Regions from separate parts of the Mus musculus genome. Here region 2 is linked to region 1. A link is a loop called in an ENCODE intact Hi-C map of the cell type or tissue named here. Cell type or tissue: left cerebral cortex. All regions are shown on one strand. Links, peaks and the distances in the headings refer to the core of each region. The heading gives the core; the rest is flanking DNA.

Region 1 (10,549 bases), core at 2,368-7,367:
GACAGCTCTCTTTTGAGTTTGAGGCCAACCTGATCTACTAATGGAGTTTCAAGACAGCCAGGGCTGTTATACAAAGAAACCCTGTCTTGAAAAAACAAAAATAAAGATAAATAAATAAATAAACATCAAAGGATAAAGAACTTATTTCCTGTACTTATTGCCTTTCAACCTGTAGGTCAGAAATGGAAACTTAGGCCTGGCCTTCAAGGGGCTTGCCTGAAGGGCAACTAACTATATCTCCAGTTAACTCCATGGCTCACCTTCAGGATATAAACCATGACCACAAGGGGCTGCTGCTAGCTGTAACTCCTCCACTCTAGTGGGCTGCCAGGTCAGCCGGAAGGGAGTGGAGATCATATACATTCGTAGAAGTGCTTTACAAGGGCCCCTGACTGGTGCTGGTAAACCACCATAATAGGGTTCCTAGAGAGGAGTTGCTCGGGTAGTGCCTATGGCGGGGAATCTTAATGAGGCTGCCACTTTCCCTAGATCCGATCAGTCAATATTGAGATTACCACCTGAGCCTGGGTCTCACTCTGGCCCAGAAAGGAAGTCTAGGTCGTCTGAAGGTCGTAGCCTTTGGGAACTTCACTTTAAACAGTCTTCAGATGACCTAAGTGAACTCCTGATCTTAGAATTCCCAAGTCAGAGAGCCTGTCCTTCCCAGGTCACTTGGCCGAACCGCCTAAGGAATTGATTCTCAACCTGGTGGTCTTGACCCTTGGCGGGAAAGTTGAAGGACCCTTTCACAGGGTAGCACGACAGAAATCCTGCATATCAGATATTTACATCGTGATTCATAACTAACAAAATTAGTTACGAAGTAGCAATGAAATGACTTTATAATTGGGGTTTATACAACATGAAGAACTGTATTAAAGGGTGGCAGCATCAGGAAGTTGAGAATCACTGCCCTAAAGCCTTGCTTAGGGACTAGATCTTTCTTGCAGTCCCTCCCAGGCCTCCCACCCTAACTGCCCTGTCCAGCAGACTGGCTTCTATCAGAGTCACTTGACTTCCGGCCATGTTCCCTCTCTCTGACAGGAACTGGCTCTTGAAGTAAGGAAATTAGCAATCCAGCTTTACAGGTTTGGAGTATTTAAAGGGATTTCTTGGCTCTTTAACTACCACCTTTTTCTACAAGATAAGAAGCCCTGATGGTCTTAAAAGATAAAGGAGAAAGTCCTTGGACACCTCGCCCTGTCTTTAGTAACCTTGGTTGACTAGAGAAGTCCATTCGCTTGATGCCACAGTTGTACTTTCTCCGTTCCTTGTAACTATGTAGCTAATGCCTAGTAACTATGTAGCTAATGCTTTAAGGCTTGGGAGTCTTGCTTAAGTAATTGCTTTGGTAATTCTAACACTCCAACTCTTTCCCTCTCTGGAGCACTCTGTTCTATGTACAAATAGAAAAAGCCAGAAATCTTCCTCCCTCTGAATATAAAATGTAGGTGTAAGCAGGCCCCTGAGCTATGCCCTGAGACGCCTGAGCTATACACTGGGAAAGCTGGAGAGAAGTCCAGAGAAAGAGACGTGCAGGCACCAACAAAGGTCCTGGTGAGCAAGACGGAGTCCTCCACTCAACTCAGGGTCAGACCCAAGATCTAGACAGATAAGTTGAGGAAGTAGGCTGTCTAGATGACTCTATCCCAATAGCTCAAAACAGCCCCCTGCATAATTTTGCAATTGTGTTTGAATAAGAACTTAGGTCATATGGTAAATTCTACACAGGACAGTAGATAAAATTGCACAAAGAAGATCCTGTGTGTGGAGCAGTTCGTGACGCAACTGCCTCAGCCAGCCTCCAAGGTCTGGTGATCACACGCATTTCCCACACCAGGTTGAAATTATTTGTGTGTAACAGATTGATTTGTGATTGGGGATACTGGCATTAAAAAATTATTTCCATTCGGATAAGATTTTTTTTTCTTTTAAAAGGCAAGCAAATCTAAAATTCCAACCCAAACATTTACGGAGGTTAAGAATCTGAAACATGTAAACTGAGATAAAATCTGAAAAACTTAAAAATGTAAGTTAGAGAATTTCAATGATTTTTTTACTCACATAAAGGAAACATAAGATTTCTAGTATGTACCAAAACTTGATCGATGTATAAGATTAACAATAGTTTCGCAAAGTTTTAATTCTTGCTTTTAAAACCTTGCTTATGAAAAAAAATCTTTTAAAGAGACCCCCCCCAAAAGGGGGAACATCAATTTCTTTTAAGGGGGGGGCCGACAAGCGCTTTGGCCTGGAAGGACATCACTTCTAAAAGGGTTATTTTTTATTTTCTCTCCCCTATCCCAAGGTTGGTGGGCACCCACTCTGTCTCCACTTGCCTACTGCCTGCCTCCTCACTCCACCAGCAGAAGAGAGCCTTGGGCCAATGCTCTCATACCTAGCCACATTTCCCGGGCAGGATTGGGGGTGGGAGGGAGGTTTGCTTAGTTCCTATGACTGCCCCCTCCTAGAGCAGACATTTCCTTCTTGCTCTACCAAGACCTTTCAATAGCTGGCAGAGAGAAGGAAGGACGAGGTCGTGGCTCAGCACACACATCTACATAAACTAAGGCTGACAAACGCTGATCTCTAAGACCAACACATACACACACACACACACACACACACACACACACACACACACACACACACAAATTATCATGTTAGGCTCTTGCTTCCAAGGGCTGCTGAACTTCTGTCTAGAAGAGGGAAGGAGCTGTTCCTGAACAGATGAAAACTAAGCAGTCCAGGCCTGTGACCAGGCCTAGAAGAGCGTCACCTCAGAGGACTGGGAAGAAGGCCTTTGGCATTTGAGGGGGTAGGGTGATTGATCCTCCCGGCCCAGTGAGAGAAGGGGGTGGAAAACGCGACTTGAAGGAAATGCTGCCTTTCTGTGGGCCAGGCACCCATTACGGATGGGACTGTCATTTTGCCCAGAGGCCACCTGTCCTGTCCAGTCTTACATCAATATTCGCCCTGAAGCATCTCTCAGAACTGGTCTGGCCTCGCCTGTCTCCAGATCCGAATCCAGGACCGGTAGAGTGCCGCAAGCCATAGGTTTAACATTAAAAATATGCCTCCCTCCCTAGGCGCTCGGCCGACCCCGGGGCCCGCACCCAGGAAGGAAGCCTAAGGGCTCAGGCTCAAGGCAGCTGCCGCTCCAGCTTCAGGGCAGTCCCAGGCGGAATTCTTCCAGGAAGAAAAACAAAACAATCCCTGACTCCACGTGGGACTGAAGTACTCCTGAAGCCAGGGTTGGAAGACATGGGCTCCGACTCTCAATCCAACCGCTGGGCAACCCAGGACAACCTAGGACTTTCACCCCGAAACAGTTTCACCTTTCCCACCCGCGCGATCTCGATTCAGGGGCCCAGGCAGGACACCCCGCCGAGGGAGGACCCGGGACCTGCGCCTTTCCTAGGCAGGGCTCCGCGGATACTGCGTGGGGCCCCGGTTCAGACCGCTGGCCGGTCGCGAGGTCCGGAACCTGTGTTCCTGGCCGTCGCTCCTAAAGCGTTTTAGGGAGCCGGCTGAGAGACTGGGGCTCGGCTGCAGGAGCCACAGGCGGTCCTTGCAAAAAAAAAAAAAAAAGAAAAGAAAAGAAAAGAAAGAAAAGGAAGAAAAAAAAAGAAAAGAAAAGAAAAAAATCGCCCTGGCAGTTCAGCCTCAGATCAACAGCAGCGTTTCCCCAGCAGCTGACGGGTCAAATGGTCAGGAAACAACTGCGGAGAACAAAGCCCCCCGCTGTTCCGCACGGCCAGCCTGGCTCGCCCGCACCGGGTGCCGTTCGGAGGGGACGCGAGAAAGGGTTTCGCTCCCGGCCTCCCTTCCTTAAGGAAGACAAGACACTAAGAGGAAAAGTCTGGAAGACGGGGCGAAGAGCCTCGGCAGGGAAATGGGCGGCTCTTGGAAGGCGGAGGTCGGACAAACCTCCAGGCTTTGGAAGCAAAGACCAGACCCGCGCGAAAGAATGCACGGAATGCGGTGGCCGGAGGTAGGGGAGCAGCGCAGCAGGGGGCGCCCGACCCCCCCACACACACACACACCCCGCACCCTACAGTGCTCCCCAACCGGTGGCCGGCACACCGAGCGAGCTGGCAGGTGCGGCGAGCGGTCCCTCCCCTTTGCCAACGTCTGAGATACTGCGCGATCCTTTTGGGGTGTCTGACTTCTCAATGTGACAAGCCACCCTCTCTCCGGCCACCTAATTTCCTACGCCAGGGTTCGCTCGAACCAGGCACGCGCCGCTGGCAGAGTCGAGAATGATGTGTGAACAAAAGGTGGTAACTCTCTGCTCCCGGGATTAGCAGGAGCAGGCGCGGTTGTGCCTGGTGTCCCCCCACCCCCCCAAATACAGCACTTCAGCCTCCCTTAGACCGGGGCAAGTGGGGGTTGGCCGCCATCCAAGAAAGCTCTGAGTTTAGGCAGCGGGGAAAAAAAGAGATAGCTCCCCAGGTCTGCACCCCAATTCTCCTTTCCTCATTGACCGATGTGTATGAACTCCTGAGACAGCTCCTACCCTAGCATTCACCTTCCTTCACCCCCCTCTAGGGTTCCCGGGGTTATACCGAACCAGGCCTCTCTCGTCCCCGTGGGACCTAAGAGCGCGTTCTCAGTACTTGAAGCTGGGCTGCGCAGAGGAACCGCTGCCAGCATCCAGGCCAGAACCGTTCGCGTAAACAAACACGGAAACTCCAAGACGCGTGCGGATTGCAGGTGATTGGGGAAACGCGCCAGCACGGCCTCCCCGGGACTCAGGCTCCAAACCACAGCAAAACCGTTCACACTGACACGCACAAAGACACGCGAGGAAGGGGACTCCAGCACCCCGTAGTCACTCGGGTACTTTCCTCCCAATGCCCAGCAGGGCTCAGGCCGCCAAGTCCCTTACACTACCTACCCTCCCACCTCGCTCTCCCGGGCACCCACGTTTACCTTTAAGCAGGCAGATGTCCGTGCGCTCCGCGTTCCGGCGCAACGCCTGCACGACCAGCGACACCGTGCTGTCCTCCCGGAGACTCTCGGCGCGCGGGCTGCGCTCGTCGTAGACGATGACAGCCGAGTAGAGGCCAGAGCGCAGGCGGGCACGCACCTCTTCCTCGGCGGGCAGGATCTGCTCCAGGCTCACGGAGCCCTTGGCCCTCCGCCGCACGATGGTATTGCAGCGCACGTTCACCGAGCCTCGGATGTAGCCCGCGCTGTGAGCCAGAAACGGCCTGCAGTCCAGCAGCAGGCACTTGCCGCCGCTCAGCAGCCCCAAGGCGCCGTGGCTGCCGCTGCCGTTGCCGCCCGCGCTGCCGCCGCCGCCGTTCTCATCCCGGTTCATCAGCCTTTTGAGCACGCTGCAGTCCATCTCCCGCAGTTCCTCCATCGTCACCATGTCGCCGGCAAAACGCAGTAAGCTGGGGAGCTAGCTGGAGAAGGCCAAGGGCACCGGAGCCAGCTAGGCTAACAAGAAGGAACCAGGCGAGGGCTAAGAGGGCGCCTGCAGAAGTGACCCGCAAACTTGGCCCCAGGCTCTTCTCCCTCTAACACCCCTGCTTCCACCTCCCGCAGCCTCAACGTTACATAGCAGTCCCAGCCTTCTCTGGCGCCAAAGCTGGCGGGCGCGCGGCACCCGGGGCAAGCGATCGAGCAGGGGAGTGTGTTTACGAGAGAGGGCTCCTCTCGGTTTGTCGCCTCTGGTGTGTTTTGCTAGCTAGGGCTGCTTCTGCCGTGGGCTCCGCCGTTTCCCCCACCGCTGCACCGCCGGAGCTGCACGCACTGCCCCAGCCAGAGTTTCCTCCTCTGGCTTAGAGATTTATTAATGCTCGCCGGCTCTCCCGGGGGAGGGAAGAGTCATTACTACCTCGCCAGGCCCCGCCCCCAACGCAAGCTTCCCGCCCCGCCCCCACCCCGGCTCGTGAATGGAGCGCCGGCCCCCTCGCACCCAGTCACGGGGACTCGACGTCACAAAGAGAGGAGTAAACAGGGCGCTCGGTGCTGGCTGCCAGGCCCATTCATAAAACGGAGACCTAGAGGAAGAAAAGGAGGCAGCCTCCGACCCGCCCGCGAGCCGGCGGCTCGGGGACTTTGTGAATGGAGCCGCGGCGCGGTGCCCTGTCCTTCCTCAGCCCCGGAGCGCGGCGATCCTGGTAGAGATCGTTGCGGGTGGCGACGCGGGGCCTTACTGAGGCCTGGGCTCTCCGTGTGGAGGTCTTCACCCCTGCGCTCCCCCCCACCCCCCCGGCCTCCCCAGTCTTCGAGGTCTCGCTCCTGCAGCTCCGAGAAACCTGACACTGTGCGGCTGCCACCCCGTAGGGCTTGGGGACCTCTCCTCGCCGGACTTAATCTCGTTCTTCGTGCCCGGCCGGTTGTGTTTTGTCTTTGTTTTTTTCCATGCGATTCCCCGGACTTAGTTTATACATTAGCGTGATCGATTTCCATCCCGAGCTATTACATCTGGTTTATAGCTTCCCGCGGAACCTGGGCCAACGCAGATTTAGAAAGATGAAAGGGAAGGCCCTCGCGCCGAAGCCCAATAACAAAAGAGAGGTGGAGGGGTTTGTTACTTTACAACCCAGAGGGGGGCGTTAATTGGCCGAATGCTGTGCCCGTGCAAGAGAATGGGAGGCACTCGGGCCCAAGCTTCCTAAAACCTGCTTTTTTAACCATGGGGGGGGGGGGGGGGAATACCCGGAGGTTTTCCTCTTTGGTGGGAGTCCTCGCTTCCCTCCTCACACGCAACGTCCTCTAAGGAAATGACGGTTAAGGTCTACATTTGGTACGAAGGAAAAGATGCTGAAAAGTGCCCATGGGAAGAATGACCTTTTATAAAAGCAAATGTAATAAGCTAGGAGACGATTCGAGTTTCCGCATCCCTCTTTCCAGGTCACGTAGCATCTGCCACCCCCCATTTTACTTTCGGGGGGGGAGCATTTAATTTCCCAAGGGCTCGATTTTGGCAAGAGAGGAGGTTATGCGCGCATGTGGTGGGGACCTTACAGAGAGCCAAAAAAATTATTTGGCCGAGATCTTGCCAAGTCTTGTTAGCAAGAATTAATCACCGAACAAGGGAATTACGGGGTTTGGTAGCGGCGGCCAGGTCGAATATTCCATTTCAAGTTGCGACTAAGCCTGATTAAGGCAGCGAGGGCCGCCGAAGCCTTGGGGTCCTTCCCGCCCTGTTCAGCCTCCTCCACTGTTACCCTTTGCTTTGTTCTCTGCGTAGCTGCTCGCCCGAGATCACCTCCAGCTCTCATTTCAAGGCCTTCTACCGGCTCTCTGCACTCTGAAGGCCCTGACACCCCTTTCAGGGTCCAGTGGGCTATGGGGGTTGAGAAGCAATCATCTGTGGAGATTTATTTTTATTGCCTCGGGTTCCAAAATGGCACTGCAGTTTTTATTTTGTTTATGGATTTTTCTTCAGTTAAAAAAATAAACTATTACATGAGTATTAATTTGTTGCTGGCATATTAGCGACCCCTCAGCCCCCAACGCACCTTATATTTTGGTGCCCGGGGTGCGCGATCACTCTAATTCGGGTTCCGGAAGGAGCCACCACAGTGGAGTGACGTCGGCTGCCTGGGGCAAAGTCTCCGGCACCCGGCTTTCTGGCTGGGAGAGCCGCATGGGCTCCCTGCACCCGTGAGGAGGGCAAAGTGGTTTCTCTTGGTTCGGGAGCTGGGAGGACATCTAGTGCTTCCCCTTTGCTGGCCCTCTATGGGTGCTAGACATCCCCCGTGCCTCGACAGCCCGGGTCAGATTCACTCTCGTGGGGCCTCTCCCCGAAGTCTACATATCCAGAGGCCAGCAGGCCTCAACTTCTCCGGATGCAAGTCTCGGCCGATTTCACCGGAGTCACAGAGGGGGGTGAGGGTGGAGTTGTCCCCTGGCGGCGCTGGCCTCACGAGCCTTTGTCTCCCATGCGTCAGGGGTGCTCTCCTTGCCACCACCCCCCCGCCGGCCAGGCCCTGGCCAGTGCTCACATGGCCTGTAAATAACAGTCAAATCCGGGGGGTGGGGGGGAATGCCCACGGAACAAAGGGCTGCTTTCTGCACCTGACGGTAATCCTTGCCGGAGAAGCCCTTAAATCCCATAGGCGAGTCACGCGCAAGGGGTGTGGGCAGGCGCGTGTCCGCGTGTGTGTCCACGTGTGAGTGCCCGCGCCTGCTCGCCTGCTCGCCTGTTCCTGGAGAGGGCCACCTACTTGAGACTTAGTACATTTAAGCCAAGAGAAGATGATGTTGAATAAAACAAACGACCTCCCCCCTCGCCCCGCCCCCTTCAGGAAACTGCCTTCAGCAGTGTGAATGTAGGCAATGAGCTTTAAATGACAGCACTGTGTTTCCCCGGATACTGTGAGAGCACCCTAGATAATTTTCTTAATGGAATCGCGTGAGCCATTTGGTCCACAGTTAGGTGAATACAATTTAAGGTCTACCCAACCCCGGCTATAGAGAAGATAGAAAACCCTTCTTCCATTGGTCTTCAGGCTAAAGGGTGAGAAACACTCGGTTTACACAGGAACCTCGTGAGTCAATTGGTCAATAAAATCCTGCAGTAAACAAAGGCATTTGAGGAAAGCCAACTGCTTGGATGTCCTTTCAGAGTTATTTAGTTTAGGAATATCTGCAAGGATTGGGGTGGGATTGCCCAATTTACACTCAGCAGTTAAAGCTGGGGTGGAAATGCTTTAAAATTTCACCGTGACATGTGAATCCAACTTCTCTTTCATCAGGCAGTCCTCAGACCGACCTTATTAGTCACTGTCAGGCTTCAACAAATCCCTGTGCTTGTTTAAGAACTTTTCTTTCCAATTAGAAAGTTTTGTGATCTGGGGATTCAAAGCCAGGAGTAGAATCCCCAGAGAAGACGGTGGCTTCTATTCTGGTTTTGATGCCAGCCTCTGACTCACAGTCCTGTCCCAAAGTAACTGAACAAAACTTACCTTCAAAAAAAAAAAAAAAGTCATTGATAAGTGAATAACCATGGTGGCAGCAGATAAGCTGAGTGGAAGCCAGGGAATCCAGAGCCTTTCTTCTTACTCTGAACTACACACGAAACATCCTTTTCACCAGCACCTATTTGTGCTGGAATGGTAAATACTGGGGAGAATTGGAGGCCAACTTGGGCTCCAAGGAGGAAAAGGTGTCCACAATGTGTTCTTCGCGTGTCTCTCTTTTCTGCCCACCTCTGACCCTCAAGCCAAGGTTTGGAGGCAGTGGAAATCTTCAACACCTAGAAATCAGTGAAAGAACTAAAAGCTTTGTTGGGATTTAGGGGTTTCCTGTAGCTCAGGCTGGCCTTGAACCCTTAATCCCACCGCTGTGCTGTGCGATTATTGAAATACTGGATGCCAAAGAATTCAGATTCCCTCAAGAATCACATGCTGGGAAAGGGAAAAGTTGAAGCCCTATTTCCAGAAGAAATTCCAAGGAAGAAATTTCATGGTTTATCTGACCACATTTTAGCTCAGACAGCTGATAGCAGGATAGAGACTATTAATTATGCATAGCCTTTCTCTCTGTTTAACCATAAACCTGCCAGTGCCTGGAAGACTCACTGAGTGGCACTGGCCTCTTTATCTGTTCTTCCCAATGGGACACAGTGAATAAATCTATCCCTGCTCGATTTACAGGTTACAGGTCCCTTTCTTGGTATATTAGGTAGGGATGGGGTGGCTGAGCCTCTAGGCATGTTAGCCTTTTGTCCTGGTCATGAGACCTAGCACCAGGGACTGCCAGAGTCCAATCTTTGAGCCTAAAAACTTCACTACTTACCATTACCTCCATTTCCAAAATTCTGGGATTACAAACATGTGCCACCAAGTCCGTCTGAAGTGTCTTTTTAATGATGACTTTATCAGATGAGTTTATAGTTTATCATTTTGTTTGTTTTTGTTGTTTTTCTTTGTTTTTCGAGACGAAGTCTCTCTGTGTAGTCGCTATAGCTGTCCTGGAACAGTGCTGGAATCAAAGGCGTGTGACAGCACACTCCAGCTCATCCTCTGTCACTTTCTATGGGTGGCATTGTCCCACATACTAATAATTTAAAGTAGTGGGTTCCCAGCCAGGTATACTGAGGGGAGTTTGAGTGCTTTTTTGCTTCACTTTCTATTTTATTTGATAGTTATTCCATCAAGACAATGCTCCCATATGTAGCTAAGTGGTCTTGGGCAAGATGTTCCCCCTTAGCCAAAATTTCCTCACTTTGAAAGAGAGGCTTGTGCAGGAGTTTCCTGTCAAAAGGGTTCCAAGCCTATATGATATGATTTGAGTGGGTGAGCCCTTATCAATCCCAAACTCACCCACTGTTCCCATCATACCCTCCCCAAAGCCAAGCACACTACAATGCCACACAGGAAGGGCAATCTCTAGCTCTTTTCTTACCCCCCCCCCCAGAATAAATACTCTTTGATTTAAGAAGGAAGTTTATGGGTTTTCTTTATTTGAGGCAAGAATGTCTCAAACATCCTTATGAAACATTGAGGTGGGGGTTGCAGGTGTTGGTAGTGCATAATCAACCCAGGGTGCAGAAGGATTGGAGAGTTTGGGGAGTTGGCCTGGG
Region 2 (10,549 bases), core at 3,208-8,207, 98 kb after region 1:
GTGTTGAAGATTACTTGGTCCACTCCAGCTGGCAGAGCTGTGTGGAATGGCTGAATTTCTGGGCCTGAGTACCAGAGAGACTTTTCATTCACAGTTGGAGACATTTACCACTAAAGCCATGTAAATAATTATAATTATGATCTGACGTCTGAAAAGCTCTTATTAGGACTATCAGTTGGTACACATTCTTGAAAATATTTATCAAAACAAGCAAACAAATAAAAATATTCCTATTTTTTGATTGGTATGAATGCTTGTGCCCACCTATAATTTACAACGGTAGCCAGGTGTGGATCTCTGTGAGCTTGAGGGCTGCATGGTCTACAAAATGAGTTCCGGGACAGCCAGAGCTACACAGAGAAGCCCTGTTTTGAGAAAAAAAAAACAATAAATAAATAAAAACAAATAAATACATGAAATTTGCAATGGAACAAAGCCTAATGGTACAGAGACGGGAACTCTAGGCGGTGACCCGACCGTGAGGGCTCCTAAATGGGGCCAGTGCTTTTGGTAGGAGGTTTTAGAGAGCCATGTGGCCTGCTTGTCATGTCTTTCACTATGTGGGGACACCACAATAGAGCACAATCTTGTAAGCAGAGAGCAGCCCTTGCCAGATAACAATCTGTCAACACCTTGATCTTGGACTTCCCAGGCTCTAGAACTGAGAAATAAGCTGTTATTTATAAATTACCCAGCACCCTGATCTATCTATGCAACCGGACAGAATACAGTCTACCGGGCAACTTATAAACAACAGGAACTTATTTCTTTGAAAGCTGGGAGGCTAGGGATCAAGGTACTGATCAGTTTAGTGTTTGTCAGAGGTCAACTCTGCTCCTAAGACAGTGCCCTCAACACGCCATTCTCAGCAGGGACGGAGACTGCTTCTCACTTGGTGGAGGAGCAGAGGGGGAGGGAAGGGGGAGGGAGAGAGGGAAAACATCTCCCTTTATTAAAGCATTAAATCTATCCATGGAACTATTAACCTCATGGCCTAATCACATTTTTTTAAAGGTTCTACTTCCTAACACAATTATCTTAAGCAACAAATTCTCTATAAGCCAACGTGCCTGATGCTTATAGAGGCTGGAAGAGGGCATCAGATCCTTCGAAACTGGGATTACAGACAGTGGTGAGCTACCTGGTACATTCTGGGACCCAAACTCAGGTCCTTTGCAAGAGCAGCATTTTTAAATACTCAGCCATCTCTTCAGCCCCAGAACTAAGACATCTTCGATGCAACCATTTATACTTCATGGAATTTCCTTTGTAGAAATAAATCACACAGCTTCCCAAAGAAATCTGTAGGAAAGATATTTATGGCAGCATCCTTTGTACGAATGGAAAAACTCAAGATTGCTCTCTATTTATAAAAGATGGGTTAAATAAATATGGCTCATATATAGAATGGGAAGGCCATGCAGATATTAAGCACATAGCGAGAGGACTCAGAATGTTGTTTAAGATAGTGTACTGGCTGAAAAGAACATGGTTGCCATCACGGGCGGTGTGTAGTTAGACTGTTGGAGTGTGTCTGTCCATGATAGGCTTAGAAAATAAAATCAAATGCTCTGATCTCTGACCAGTGTGTTCCTTGGGAGACTGAGTTGCTCACTCTGGAATGAAGGATGTTAGAAACTGGAGGGATTTTTATACTTTATCTAATGATAAAGAATATTCTAATTTTCTCAAAGAAACAGCCCATAGGAAAGGAAGTCCCCTCGATCTCCAGAGCCTTCTTGAGGTCAATGAGCCCAAAGTCGTGAGCCCAGCAGTAACTTCTGTAACTTGAGAGTGTTGCTGGTTTGGATGGTCGCATCCTCTCTCCTAATAATACACTTGCAGCTGCTGTCCTTTACCTGCAAGTACTCCGTGCACACTCCTCTCTGAACAATGTTCTAGCGATCTCCACATCTAGAACAGAGATCGACAAACATTCCAGAGGGCAGTAGCTACTGAACTGTACAAGAAGTGGAGACGGTCTAGTCTCAAGAACTTCCAACTCCTGAGTGACATGTCACCCCACTCCACTGACCTACATGATTTCTCTACGGAGAGCAAATCTTCAGTTCACAGTATGGGGATCCATCCCATCTAGAAGAAACTGGTCCCTGTCACCACTGTTGGCCTCCTCCTAGGCTTTTATCAGGCCTCAGTGACCACCGGCTGGTTTTGCATTTGTCTACATGTGGAGAGTTTCTTCTTCTATCCGTCTTCCTGGCTGGTACCTCATTTTCCCACATTAGGGGATAGGGAAGGAGGGTTGGGGAAGATGGTTTGCAAGTGAGTTTCAAGTTATTCAGTTGTACTATATAGCAGGAAAATCTGGCTGTACATGCAAGAACTTAAAATGATGCTTCTAGATTTTAAAACATAATGTTAGAGCTGCTTCCGTTCTTCAGAGGACTTAGTCTGCAGTCTTGGTCTATTAAAGTCCAAAGTGAAGAATCCAGCACATGGAGAGCCATGGGATCAGGGTGCAGGGAATCAATAAAATGCCAGGGTCGTCAGGAGCAATCTTTCCTTGTGGATCTGCCCTTGTCCAGCTCCCATCTTGAACATACCGTTTAACTCTCTCTGCTTCTCCAAATCCCATTATAAACACAGGAGGAGATTCCCTTCTGCAACAGCCACTATGAGTCTGTAGTTGTGATTGACACCTCTACTTAGAATGAGTACACTACCAACGATGAGTTTTAAACAGAATTACTTGCAGATGTGGTGGGGCTAGCACACTAGAGCCAGAGGTAGGTGAATCTCTAAGTGCTAGACCAGTGCGGTTTACAGAGTGAGTTCCCGGACAGCCAGGGCTACACAGAGAAACCCTGTTTTGAAAAACAAAAATAAATAAATACAATAAAATAGAATACAATATAATAGAACAGAATACAATAGAATAGAATACAATAGAATACAATAGAATACAATAGAATAAATAAATAAACAAATAAACAAATAAATAAATACAGAATTACTAATTTGTAAAAGTAAATAAATAGCCCCAGACTTAAGAATAGATCAAACTGCCTATTGACCTCTCATGCAAGACAATTCACATAGGAGTTTTGATTTTCATGATTAGAACCTTTAAAAAATATTTTGATTTGCTTTCCAAAGTTCCTTCTCTTCCATGATGTTTTATGGTGAGAAACATGTGGCTGGAAGGCTCAACTCAGTCCCCAAACTTTCCGGTGAGCTTCCTCATGCTAGACAGACATGCTAGCGTTCCTTCTGGGCTCAGAACTCCTCTCCTTGCAGCAAGCAGCAGCAGTTGACAGACCCCAGAGGTCTTGGTCGTCTAGGAAGAGTCTGTGAGTTAAGAGTCAGACCCTTGGAATAGCCTTGCTCCTGGTTCAAGATGTGACAGACAAGGCACAGAGTCTCAGAACTGACCTTCTGTTTCTCATTCCTAGACAAAGCAGCAGCTCCTACTCCTACCCAGAAGCCACTGTAGGAAGTTAGTGTCCTCTCTAAGAGCGGTTATCCAGGATGCTCTCCTCCAGAAAGCCACAGATCCTGGCTACAAAGACTAGCTGGCAACAATCTCAATGATCGCTATACCACAGTCTCTTCTCCATCAACCCTGGATAATTTCTGTAAGATTGCTCATGAAAATTTCTAACAGATTACACAGACCTGTTCCAGCATCAAACTTTGTTTCTCAGCTGGCTACTGGCTCAATAGCCGGGATTTGGGACAGATTTCTGGCATTCTCAAAACCAGGGACCATCTCATATAGGATAGTGTGTGTGTGTGTGTGTGTGTGTGTGTTCCAGTGTTTTGTTTTGTTTTGTTTCTTGTGACAAGAATTTTTGTCTCCCTGAGCCTACATGCATGAAAAGTTTTCAAAATAATGGAGTTATTTGCTTTTCCTTTTCAAAAGTTGCAAGGCAACACAAGAGCAGTTGCCTAAGGCAAAGTTAGGTAAAAGTGAGCTCTCCAACGTAGCTATGATCATTGGTACCACAGATGATCGATAGCAGGAACTGCAAGCTGTAGCCACTGCACCTAACAAGAGGACCCAGGCTCCAAACTCCCATTTTTACCAATGGTGCCTGAGATCCAGGGAGTCTTTATTTTATTTGGCACAGTTGTGTAGAAGGTGTAGTTGGGAGTGTGGGTTTTCATGTGGGATGTGCATCGCCTAAGTTATGACGCTGCAAGTCTGAAATCAAGTGTGGACGGGGTTGGTTCCCAGGAGGAATAAGGAGGAACTGCTCTGTTCTACTGGCTGCTGGTGAGTAGCTGGTGGCCCTGGGCTCTTCCATCGCTTCTGGAACTGTTGCTCCAACCTACGCCTTCATTTGCAACTTTCTCTCTTCTCTTGTAGTCTCTGCTCTTTCCTTCTCCTCTTTCTCCTTCCCCTCTCACCTGTTATGTTTGACTGTCTGTCTATCATCTATTTCTCCAGGATCTTTTACACTCCACACAAGTGCTTTACCTCCGACTTTCTACTTCTGACAAGGATCTCGGTCATGTTGGATTAGAATTCACCCTAATGACCTCATCTTAGCATTCCAAGGATCGTGACTGCAATACATGGGGCTGAAGAGGCAGTACAGTACTTTAGAGCCCTTGTCATTCTTCCAGAATACCCTTGTTCACTTCCCAGCACCTACATGGTAGCTCTTACAACAGCTACAGTTCCAGGAGATCCAACGTATTGGCCTCCAGAACACTGTCTGACTGTGGTACATTGCATAATATACATGCATACAAAACACCCATACACTAAATAATAAAAACCAAAATAGATTTTAAAAGAAAGAGTGTAATACATGAGTTTCTGGGGGACACAATGCAATCCATAGCAGCACTGAATAATTTTGATAAGTCAGAACACTGTTCCTGTACCATGGAATGTAGCGATGTTTGGAATAAGGTGTATCACATATCAAACCCTTAAGTATAATTGCATTAATAAATACATATGGCTGTCCTCGTCTGGCTATATGGGGAGTTCAGGCAGGCTTTATATGCAGTGTTGACGTCCCTGCAAAGACACTTATCGTTGGCCGCGGGAGGATGGGGGACGGTTCTGTTAGTAGTCCCCAGCTCTCAAGGCGGCCAACTTAATGTCAGCATCTCCTCCCAGGAACACTTTCAACTGCCATCCTTCCAAGGAATGAAACTGACGGTCGATTTCGTCTGTCCAGTCTCTGAGTCTGGTGGGGAGGATGTAGAGCAATAGAATGATCTGGCAGCGGGGCAGAGGGAAGAGGAAAGTTCTTAGGGTTGGCAGCCCTCGAAAGGTTGGTTCCTGCTTCGGAAACCCTGTTCTGCCTTTGATTTCTGACGATTCTGGATAGAGTGTCACAGGAGCACCTGCCTGCTGCCACCCTCAGGAACACTGCCCAAGCCGACCGGGAAGTTCTCCCAAATGTCTTTGGGACTGGGGGGAAAGCCAGTTTTTAGATGTGTCCCATCTGGAGGAATTGTAGCCTCTTACAAATTGAACACGGATTAGAGGCTCAGGCAGTAAATCCTGGGTCGGCCCTTTATATTTTCCCTTGGATTTTTTTTTCCCCTGCACACAACGGCAGATGGAAGAAATTAATGAGACATGTTACATTCAAGGAGAACCGGGAGCCTCAAAAGTGGCTGCCGGGCTCCCTTTGGCGGGGTTCTCTGTGGCTCGGTGGAAGGTTGCGGTGTGCTTCCCGCTGCTGGGCCCTTGTGGCAGGAGAACCGAGGCCAGGAAGCAAGCCCAGTTTAGACACCTGCACCCTTAGGGCATCCAAATAATACCCCTCGAGTCATCTCAGAAACGGATGGCTACACCCCCAACTAAGTCACTTGTTTATTTTTATGTATTTAGCTCTGCTCCGTTTGAAGTGGGTGAGCTGGTCTGTGTGTGTGCCCACACAGCCATCTGGGTGAGAACTGGAGAACAGATTTCGGGCTCCTTGGGTTCTTTGGTTTGATTGGAAATTCGCTTCCTCCTTGGACTCTCATTTGCAATGTTTAATGGAACAGAAATGCCGTGTGAGAGAGAAGCTGTGCCCAGTGTCGCAGATGAGCTCTTTGCCCATTTATTGGTTGATTTCAGTGAGTGTAAATAGATCACAGATTTGTTGGCACTTCTGAGCGGTGATCCAGGGTTTAGACCAAGCCCCCAAACTCCAGTGAGTCTGAAAAAAAAATGTTCCACCAGGTGAACTGTCACCACCAGGTCAGCCTAAGGTCATTTCAGCGGGGATTGGGGATTGGGGGTTAGGGTGGGGGTGGGGTGATGCTGACTGGTCGGGACTGAGGATGTAGCCAGGGATTCTGTGTCTTGCCTAAGGGCCTCCGCATCTTTCAGCTGGTGATTGCATGGGCATTGTTCCTTTGGAGATGAGTCTATATGGCCAGAGCTGCCCTCCAACTAGGAAAGGCAGAGAGCCAGACAGCGTTTGGGTCACATCTGAACTTACACCCTTCACGGAATACAAAGTGGCCACTGGCAGGCTGCCGCTTTCCAGGATGACATTCCTGAAGCTTCTGGCGTGCCCCACTCGGTTTAAAGGCTTAAAGAGCCTGGAACTCCAGGCTAACCACCGCAGGTGTGTCCCGTTTCTCCTCGGAATTGTTTGATGCCCGTTGACCAGTCAGAGCATCTCTTCCAAGCTGGACATGCATTTTAGTTGTTATTGTTGTTGTTGTTTGTGTTTTTTGTTTGTTTTTTTTTTTGTACGAAATGTGCTTGCTGGCTGCAGTTCTCAGGATTCTGTCACATATAGCTTGGACTTCTTGGGATCTCTAACTTCTACCAGTATGATGCCATATGTCTTAAGAAAGCCTTAAAGTTCCAGCAACATCACAGGTGTGATGTTATGGAATGAATACTTTTTAATAGGCAGACAACAGTAAGAACCACGTAGAGCCAGGCAGTGGTGGCTCACGCCTTTAATCCCAGCACTTGGGAAGCAGGGGCAGGCAGACTTCTGAGTTCGAGGCCAGCCTGGTCTACAGAGTGAGTTCCAAGACAGCCAGGGCTACACAGAGAAACCCTGTCTCAAAACAAGCAAGCAAGCAAACAAACAAACAAAACAAAAACAAAACAAACAAGCCCCCAAAAAAGAAACAAACCAAAAACCACACAGAAAGTAACTCCATCAAAAGCCTCTTTGTTCTTTACCATAGAGTCTTAGCGGTATCCCTGGCGACCCAAGAACTCCTTCAGCCCACCGTCTGTCCTACTCCATTGCTTCTCTCTTCTTCCTTCCCTATCCTCATCATTCAAACTTGCTTTGTTTCACGTACATGTGTCCTTATGTGTTTATTTTATATGCATAAAGTCCTAAAAACAGCAGTGTTACTGTGTAGACTTTATCCTCTGTTGGTTCTGGTGTCGAGGAGGGATCCAGATACTAGTGCTCTAATACCTGTGCTCTGTAAGCTGAGTTCTACCACAGGTAGCCAGTGCAGCTAACTACCCTTACACTGCTTGCCTTTTCGTCTCTTCTTGATTTCGGACATTTCTCTATGTCCTTTTGCTTTTTTACTATACTGTTGAATACTGCTCCCAGAGTAGAGGGAGATGGCTCAGTGGTTCAGAGCACTGGCTGCTCTTCCAGAGGAGCAGGGTTCAATTCTCAACACCTATATGGCAGCTCATAACTGACTGTAAACTCCAGCTCCAGGGGATTTGACACTCCCATACATACCTATATGCAGGCAAAACACAATGCACATAAAATAATAATAAATAGTACAGCTTCTCTTTTTGCTGACATTATAATCTAACCACTGTGTATTTGATTACTTATTTATTTTATCTCTTTTTCTTGTCTTTCACAGACTGCTGCACTAAATGCCCTGCTCTCTATCTTCTAGTGTACACATGATTTCTTTTTCCCCTAATGTGTGGACCTAGAAATAGAACTGCTGGATGCAGTCCCTGGATACGCTGTTACTGCCAAGCACCTAAGCATTCCCACGTCAGGGATCACATTCCTCCAGCACCAGCCACCCTTGGTGTTGTGGCATCACTATATATCAGCAGCCTGAGGGCAACTTTCTGCTATTTTAATTTGCAAATACACTCTACCTTGCCATCTATCTGTGCATGTTTGGGTTGAGAAAATATTTTTACTCAATAAAATACACTTTGAGCTTTGTCTTTTCTTTTGTTAAAAACAAATTAAAAAAAAAAGAGTTGAAGGGTTGAATCCATTTTCCAGAGATTACACCTCTTAACCCTCTGTGTCTGTTAAGGGGATGGTTAAATATCTTTATTTCTGAAAAAAAAAAAAAAGGTGCCACAAATCCCGATTGATGCATAGTGATCATGACCGACCATTGACTTGATGAATCCTGGGCCCAGCGTGGTGCTGCTGGATGCTCTGGGAGGGTTTGCAGACACTAAATGCAGAAGAAATGTCCACACTGCTCAAGTCTCCTGTCCGCACAACCTTGCACCATGCTGTTGCAAGCACAAAGACTGATGGGAACATGAGAACCGCTGTCTTTTTCTTCCTTAATATTCTCTATGTTTTACACAATGAGTCTTATACACCTCCCACCCTTCCATTGACAGAAAGATGTCTCCAGCCACACAGCTCACCCTGATGACTCTGCAGCTGAGAGGTGAAGCTGGCTCGCTGGCTTGCTCTCCTCTCCCCCTGTCCCCTCTCTCTTCCATTATTTTATGAGTATGCACATTTTGCCTGAATGTATGTCCGTGTACCATATGCCTACCTGGTACCCATGGAAGCCAGATGAGGGTGTCTGATCTGGAACTGCAGGTATAGACATGATGAGCTATGATGAGGGTGTTGGGAATTGAACTCAGGCCCCCTGGAAGAGCAGTCAGTCAGTGACCTTAGCCACTAAGCAATCTCTCCAGTTCTCCCCTATTTCCTTAATGTTCCCAACTACCTAAAGTTCCCTTTTCTTTGTATTCTTGTATTCTTGTGGCACTGGGGATCAAAGCCTGGGCCTCCAGTGTGCTAGCAAAATACTTCTACCATGGACCTATATACCTAGCCCATCCCAACCACCCTTTAAATATCCTATACTTAAATGGGAATAGCTAGGTAGATAAGAGTCATTTGCCACGGTTATAAGGATCTAATAGTGCTGGTTTTGTGAAGATCACCACTCTCTCTAGACACACTTTGGGGAGAACAAACTTTAACACAGTGATTCAGTTTCACCCCTAGGAACACATGAAGGTGTGGGTGATCCATGGAGTTTCCTGAAACAGTAGCTGAGGAAGAGGACCGAGTCTAGACAAACATAGCTCTTGGGAGACATGTGCCAACGTTAGAGGCAGGAGTGCATTAGGTATTTTGATGTCTCTCCATTTCCATTCCCATTCTTTGGTTGCTATTTCCCAAAGGAAGTCAGAGGGAAAAGGTGCCCCGGAGATGTCATTAGGGATGGAGTAGGGGAGTTAAGGGCAGAGAAATGTTCTGCGTTGGTGTGACAAGAGGACAGCCAACCCATTTCATCCTCCAGACACACCAGAGTCCTTAGTTTTACTCCCATTGTGTGTAACCCTGTTTAAGGTGAAGGATTGAGGAGCCATCCCAAGTCTAACCATCTTCAACTCACATATGCACTTCAGATTTCTTGAGAATCTGTAAGAACCTTTGGTGGAAACAGTAACCCTTAGCTATCTAGCTGATCATATTTACATGTAAGGTATTTTTAAAGTGTCTGGGAAGGACTGTGACTATAACCATGGTAGTTGGTTGCCTACCATGTGCAAGACCCTGGGGTTAGATTCCCACGGCCATAAGAATACAAACATACAAGAAGGCGGTTGGATGCATTAAGAAACTGAAGGGGCTGATTCACATCTCGCTTGGCTGTAGAACCGGCTGGGAGGGCTGGTTACAAACTGCTCTGTTGCCAGGGTCTTGGTCTTTCCCCTGGGATTATGACATTTCCCCAGAGTCTTGGGATCCCCTGTTTTAACCAAATTACATATGGCACTCACTGTCCCTCTTTGGAACAGAACACCCACGTACTGTATCTGGTGGCTCCCAGACCAGAGCACTCAGTCAGCTGCCAGGCTGGGAGAGCATGGCTCTGCATGGCATAAAGAAGCCAACACCCATTACTGTGATGCCTCATTTCCTCAGTGTGTGCTCCTCTGTCTGTTGTGCAGTGCTGGGGAGTTAGTGAATCAGGGGCTTCGAACCAAGATCTTTTCTTCTGTGCTCTCGAAAGTCTTCTGTTTGACTGGTCAACTAACCAACTCCCCATCTTTCTTGGTTTGTAACAGTTGCCTCTATTCATTTACTAACTTAGGCCTGGGTGTCCCAGGGTCTCTCCCTCTCATCACGGTGTTCAGTCGTGGGTCTCTGTGTACATTCCCCATCTACTTACAGCAGGAGAAAGCTACTTTGGTGATGGCTGAGTCAGACAGTGATCTGAGTCCCGGTCTGGTGAGGCCACTAAGGATCCCAGGTAGAAAGTATTTCTAGGTATAGGTGGCTGACATGAAGGGCATTATTATTTAACTTATTTTGTGTGTATTAGTGCTTGTCCGAAGGCATGGCTGTGCCACATATATGCCTGGAGCCTGTGGAAGTCAGAAAAAGGGCATTGGATCTTA

Evidence for each region. Hi-C counts contacts between places; a loop is a spot of excess contacts. Peaks named below come from ENCODE experiments on the same cell type or tissue, not always from the same donor. Only the 100,000 strongest peaks of a DNase experiment are listed, where the experiment ranks them.
Region 2: it touches region 1 in a loop (4-fold over the local background); 3 of 42 quality-filtered maps call a loop at or near these places.

Annotation. Positions count from the first base shown.
Region 1 is chr8:34,802,560-34,813,108 of GRCm38, reverse strand. It overlaps Dusp4 (dual specificity phosphatase 4), which reads right to left and starts at 5,499. Exons shown (of 4, transcript NM_176933.4): 1 at 4,936-5,499. The coding sequence starts at 5,380. In left cerebral cortex, for the core only: CTCF peaks have their summits at 3,986 (motif pointing right), 5,136 and 5,713; DNase peaks (open chromatin) are centred at 4,824, 5,047, 5,919, 6,440 and 4 more places; H3K4me3 peaks cover 4,667 bases; H3K27ac peaks cover 3,278 bases.
Region 2 is chr8:34,705,385-34,715,933 of GRCm38, reverse strand. No RefSeq gene overlaps it. Among named protein-coding and RNA genes, the nearest start is that of Gm46069, 21 kb to the right of the region's middle. In left cerebral cortex, for the core only: no CTCF peak of the experiment used is centred there; DNase peaks (open chromatin) are centred at 4,155, 5,877 and 7,918; H3K4me3 peaks cover 188 bases.